Regions from separate parts of the Mus musculus genome. Here region 1 is linked to region 2. The links are chromatin contacts, found by Hi-C or POLR2A ChIA-PET in ENCODE. All regions are on one chromosome and are shown on one strand. Each heading gives the region's core, a stretch centred on a gene start or an enhancer-like site at or near the end of the contact. The rest is flanking DNA. Distances are from core to core; before and after follow the strand shown. Region 1 holds the start of Cacul1 (CDK2 associated, cullin domain 1). Region 2 holds the start of Prdx3 (peroxiredoxin 3).

Region 1 (3,032 bases), core at 192-2,691, 290 kb after region 2:
TGAGTTGATAAAAGATTAACACAGTGGGGACTTACCAGTTATCCTTCAGTTAATGGTTTCTGTGATGGCTATTTCTGGTTTGTCAATTTGACTACACCTGGAATGAACTACAATCCAGAAATGGAGGGAACACCTGCAATCCCGATCTTGAAGCTGGAAGACACCCAGGTCTTGACATGGGATGACACACACTTTTGATCTAGAACTTGAGGCACAGTGCCCAGGAAAAGCTTAGGCCCAGACAAGATGGTATACACATTTAATCCCAGGAGACAGAGGCAAGCATATCTCTGAGTTCAAGCCCAGCCTGAGACAGAGCAAGTTCCATTAAACAAAAGCTTAGGTCCAGGCATGGTGGTACACATCTTTAATCTGGGCCGCACCTTCTGCTGGAGGTCTACATAAGGACAATGGAAAAAGCATTCATTCTTTGCCTGCTTGCACTTGCCAACACATCTGTTGGAACCTATTTCTTCAGGATTCTAGTTTATACAGAAGACCAGCTGACTTAGCCTGGTGGGATTGAGCAACTACTTAGATTCTTAGAGCTCCCCATCACAGCTGGCCATTGCTAAGTTAGCTGGACTGCAGACTGTCATTCATCCCAATAATTTCTCTTAATACATAGAGACATTCCATAAGTTCTGTGACTCTAGAGAACCCTAATAGTTTCTAACTGCACAGTGGTCAGAGAATGTGGTTATGTCAGTCCTCAGACATGCAGAGACACTTGCTTAGAGACACAGTATGTTTATCTTTTGTAAATGTTTCACATACTCTGGGAAGGAATGTATATTGTGCAATTTCTGAATCAATATTCTGTCCTTCTTAGTTTGGGATACCTAGGGCTAAAAAACGGCACACACCAACAGTCTACCCTTTGGAGTCTGTACCCAGGGCCTACTGCCACACTGTCCTTTCATTCCCCAAGCAAAGGCTCAGGCTGCGAGGTCAAGGTCTGGGTGGCAAAAAGCCTGTGTCGGTGGGGGACCCTCACTATGGAAAGGTTAGCCAGCATGGGGTATGAAGGGACACTCAGAAGGCTGAGGAAAGAGGACTGCTTGGAGTTAGTTGGAGCCCAGTTTGGAGTACAAAAAGAAAAAAGAAAAGACGAAAAGACTAAAAAAGAAAAGGGAAGGGGGCTGTTAAACATAAGAGCGTTGGTGCGCCGTTTTTGGGTCCACTCTCGGGCACACCCAGACTAGTTGTGGCAACAAGTTAGAGAATGCGCGTGCGCAGACCAAAGTCCTTTATCACGTAATGTCGGCCGGGGGCGGGGCCAGCGAATCCGGGTCTGGACACCTGGTCTAAACTGATGGGGAGGGGGGAGTGGGGAGGGGAGGGAGAGGGAATCGCGCCGCTGGGTGCATTCGCCTTGAGGTGACTCATAGCTCCCGCCCCCTTTTCGCCCAGCTTTCTCCAGGCCGTCCCTCGCATCACGTGCCTTCCTGGCCGCTCCCCCAGAGCCCTTTCCAAAGGCCAGAAGAAACTGCTGTAAAATGTCGTGAGGGACGTCAGCCCTTTGCGGCTGCCTCTCAGAACCAGACCCCGGGAGTGCCCACCTCAGTCAGCGGTTCCTCCGGCGGAGTCGTCTTGACGGAGGGCGAAAGCGCTCGGTGCGCCACTGGATTTTCCGCCGCACCCGCGAGGGCTCCGGGCGATGTGAACTCGAGGCGGCTTCTGCGCTCCCAGGCCCGGGGGCTGAGGTGGGCGGGCAGGTGCCTGGGAAGCCGCGGCCCGGCGGGATGGAGGAGAGCATGGAGGAGGAGGAAATGCTCACCTACGAGGCAATGATGGACGACCAGAATCACAACAACTGGGAGGCCGCCGCGGACAGTTTCCGCCAGCCTCCGCCGGCCCCGCCGCTGCCCCCGCCGCCGCCGCCGCGGCCCTCGTCGTCCATCCCGGATCCAGGCCGAGAACTCCCGGGGGGACAGCTGCTGGCTGTGCACGCGGGCTCCATGGAGAGGAAGGGTCCTAAGGAAGGGCTCCCGATGGGGCCTCCGCCCTTGCCGGAACCAAACGGGGTGATCATGATGTTGAAGAGCTGCGACGCAGCCGCCGCGGTGGCCAAGACGGCCCCTGCCCCCACCTCCAGCTCCACTATCAACATCAACACCTCCACCTCCAAGTTCCGTGAGTCTGTCCCTCCTCCACGACCCCACCCCCACCCCCCAGCCAGGCTTCTCCACACCAGCTCGTGGAATCCCCCCGCCCTGAGAGTAACTCCACTTCCTTTGTTCCAGGCTTAGTTCTCTTTCCTTCTCTTAACCCTCCCACCCTGATTCGGTGTCTGCGGCCAGTATCCGGCCAGCCAGCCAGTGTTGCCTGTTACACCTGCGCAGCCTCAGCTTATGCTTTAGAAAAGATCTTTAATACTCCTGATCATCTCTCAACATTAGTAAGCTCTTCTCTAGGGTGTCCCCTTCAAAGTTTCACCTTACAGAGCGAGAGGGAAAAGTAAGGCGGTCTTGAATTTCGTTAGAGGCCTTTCGTCTTTTTTTTTCAACCAGAGAGCAAAGAAATGTGTTCTTGTATTCTTTGCCGCTGTACTTTTAGCAAATCGGGCTTCTGAACGTTGGTCTCTAGCAACTCTTTGTTCTCTGTGAGTTTTTGCATCCTGTCAGGGAATTCTTAGTTACTTCTACTATGTAGTGGGAACTGCTACAAGTCTTTGAAGTTGATGTGTAAAATCACGTTCCAGAGAAGCGGTTCAGCAAGTGACTGTAACCAGGATCCTACCGCAGGTTGAACTTTTTAGCGGTCTGCCTTGAAATTCACTTGCAGATAGAAGATAAAAACTGACCCCAAAATGTTCACAATCAGGCAGTGTGCTTCCATAGCTAGGTAAAGAATAAGGTAGTAGTGCTTTTTAGTTCAGAGTGGTGGTGACAGTGTAAAAGGAACGTGGTGGCCAGGTCCTTGTTAGCTGCAAATTTAGAATGGCATCTCCTAATGTAACTGGAGATTTTATTTCTAGTTAAGTTTTATTAAGCTATAACAGTAATTGCCCACCTAGCTGTTGAAATTTT
Region 2 (2,894 bases), core at 298-2,797:
GGCTCACAACCATCCTTAACGAGATCTGACTCCCTCTTCTGGAGTGTCTGAGGACAGCTACAGTGTACTTACATATAACAAATAAATAATAATAAAATAAATCTTAAAAAAAAAAAAAAAGAAGAAGAAGCAAGTACAGGCAAGAAGGTGACCTGTGCTATCACACTTCAGAGTTTTGTTTTGTTTCAAGTGGATCTTAATCTGTAGCAAAGCCTGGCCTTGAACTCTTGGCTATCCTCCTGCCTCAGCCTCTCAAGTGCTGAAATTACAAGTATAAGCCATCAAGCTCAGCCTTCATCCTTTTTTATGTCTGAATTATATTCCATCACAGACTTGAACACCAAACACATACACTGGGTACCAGTTAAGTTCAAGGCAAGTGCTGTGAGGAACTTGTTGAGATGTCTCTTTAGGTATAAGGCTTTTTTTTTTTCTCCACAAGACAGGTACACTGTGTAGCAGCTAATGGTTCATGGACAGCTAGATTTATAATTTTTTTCTTTTATGAATATTTCTGATATAGTAGAGAGCAAAATAAATAAATAATAACATCAGATCTCAGTATGAGAAACTCAAAATGTTTTTAGGTTTCTTTCAATCATCTGACCTACAAATGAATGCCTCTGACCACCTTCTCTTTCTTTTCAACAAAACTCGGACTTTCAGCAAATAACTGTATCTAGCTGGAACTTTGCAGTATTTTGCACTAGTGTGTTTATTTTTAATTCCCTTCTATTTATACTGTTATAAGTAGAAGTTTAACTATTTCCTACTTAACATTTCTTTTCCCATAAGATTATTTGCACTTTAAAATGAGCTAGCATAAAGAAAATATTATTTAGATAATATGCAGATGTGAGAAACTATATTAGTAACAGAACAGTGCTTGGAAAATACCAGCTTAGACATGGCATTTAGTGTGGTTATCATGTGAATTTTATTCTGTGTTTGATGTGGTACTTCAAAACCGTGCCCTCCAATCATTACTTGGTATCTGCGTTAACAAATAAATTGATTTAAAATGTGTCCCAATTATCCCAATTTTGAGGAGAGGCCAAATGAACGCCCCCACACAATATCAAAGGTTTTCAAGCACACTAAACTCTGATGTCCCTAAGTCGCTTAGCTTATTAAAGAACTCAGATAACTAAGTTTGTTCCACTGAATGCAGAAGGCAGAAGATCCCACCTGAGATAGAAAGGGAACTGGATTCTTTCACAGACAGACACTTTCTACTACTCTAAATTAGCGAAACAAAATCAACAGGAAATGTCAATAAGTGTCTACTTCCTAAATTGAATTTGATCTTTATACGTCGGTACCATAAATAGGAATCCAAGCATTCAGGTATTCAGGAGGTCAAAGGGAAATTTCCCCCTGAGCTGGAAGGAGTGGTTCTACGGCTTCTCCCCTAAGTCACAACCACACACCCAGGTCCAGCCTCTTTGCATAAACCACACCCCTCCTCCACCCACTCCTCGTAAGCCCCGCCTCGCTGAGGCCCCGCCCTCATAGGGAAGCCCGGAGCAGAAGCCACGCCCCAGGCAGAAGCACACCCGGCGTGCTCCGGCTACTCCTCGGTATCTCCGCCTATCGTGCCTCTTGCGTGCTCTGAAGATGGCGGCAGCTGCGGGAAGGTTGCTCTGGTCCTCGGTGAGTGGCTGGCAGCTGGGCAGGCGCATGACACAACAGCGACTCTGGCCCGCACTTGTTTCCAGGACCGGATCGCGCACCCTTAGGTCTGCTGCCCACTAGCTCCTATGGGAGGGAGTTCTCAGCTCGGGGACCTCTAGGCCTCCTGCGGCTAGAAAGGCCCTAGCCCCTGCGCAGGACAGCCTTTACACTATCCCCGTGGGTGATGTGCTCTCCAACAAGTCCTTGTGCTTGATGGTCCCCTTGCTGTTTCTTCACTAAAGCACCCAGGCCTGACTTTTGAGGCCAGTATGCTGACTACTGTGTTCTAGGATCTGTCACCAAATATGACCTTGGCCAAGATACACGTGTGTGTGTGTGTGTGTGTGTGTGTGTGTGTGTGTGTGTGTGTGTGTGTGTGTGTGTGTGTGGTTTTTCGAGACGGGGTTTCTCAGTGTATCCCCTGGCTATCCTGAAACTCGCTCTGTAGTTCAGGCTAGTCTGGAATTCACAGAGATCCGACTGCCTCTGCCTCTGGAGTGCTGTCTGGCTTGACTTCACATTTCTGAACCTTAGTTTTTCCTACATCTCGACATGGCTGTGGGCTCATACTTAAGTCTGAGTATAAACAAAGTAACGGGAGTAAAAACAGTAACAGGAGCCTCTTTCTACTCCCACACTCAGGCTGGACTCTGCCTTGGTATCTGCTGTTCTCTAGTAGCAGCCTACTGTCTGTCCTCTTGCCAGCCATCCTCCTCTCCTTTCTCATCGCCGGGCTCAGCCCTTAATTTCCTGTCCCATGTTGGACATCAAAGTTGAGCAAACACTACTAACCTTGAGCTTGGGCCAAACACTCCCAGTGCATGAACTTCACCCTATTCCTTGACTGAGAGCCTGGAAGGGACTTTTTCTGAGAAAAACCTTGATGTGGCTACATGATGCAGCAGTTAGCTCCAGGTGGGGGAGGGTACAACTACTCAGCCTGGCCTAGCCTTCCTGAAATTTTGGAGATTTTTTATTCTTGAAGCTTTATTCTTATGATTTTCTTGTAGACTCAACCCATGCTCTTAATTTGATTTGGTATCTGTTTCGTTGGGAAAAGGGTCGTTAACAAAGGATGACAGCAGCAAGGCAGAATTCAGTCACCCTTTCGGAAAGCCTTCCTAATTGAAAGCATTTTTCTTTCCAGGTTGCTCGTCATGCAAGTGCTATTTCCCGGAGTATTTCTGCCTCAACAGTTCTTAGGCCTGTTGCTTCTAGAA

What was found. Hi-C counts contacts between places; a loop is a spot of excess contacts on that map. ChIA-PET counts read pairs that join two places held with the same protein, here RNA polymerase II (POLR2A).
Region 1: a loop to region 2 is called in a map of regulatory T cell, with 3 times the contacts of the local background. The contact joins the promoter of Cacul1 here to the promoter of Prdx3 in region 2. A Hi-C loop is called at or near these places in 1 of 37 maps with a recorded cell type or tissue (regulatory T cell). POLR2A ChIA-PET finds 5 or more read pairs at or near these places in 2 of 5 experiments (both embryonic stem cell).

Annotation. Positions count from the first base shown.
Region 1 is chr19:60,579,432-60,582,463 of GRCm38, reverse strand. Cacul1 (CDK2 associated, cullin domain 1) reads left to right here and starts at 1,441. Exons shown (of 9, transcript NM_030197.2): 1 at 1,441-2,136. The coding sequence starts at 1,746.
Region 2 is chr19:60,873,191-60,876,084 of GRCm38, reverse strand. It overlaps Prdx3 (peroxiredoxin 3), which reads left to right and starts at 1,547. Exons shown (of 7, transcript NM_007452.2): 1 at 1,547-1,653; 2 at 2,822-2,894. The coding sequence starts at 1,618.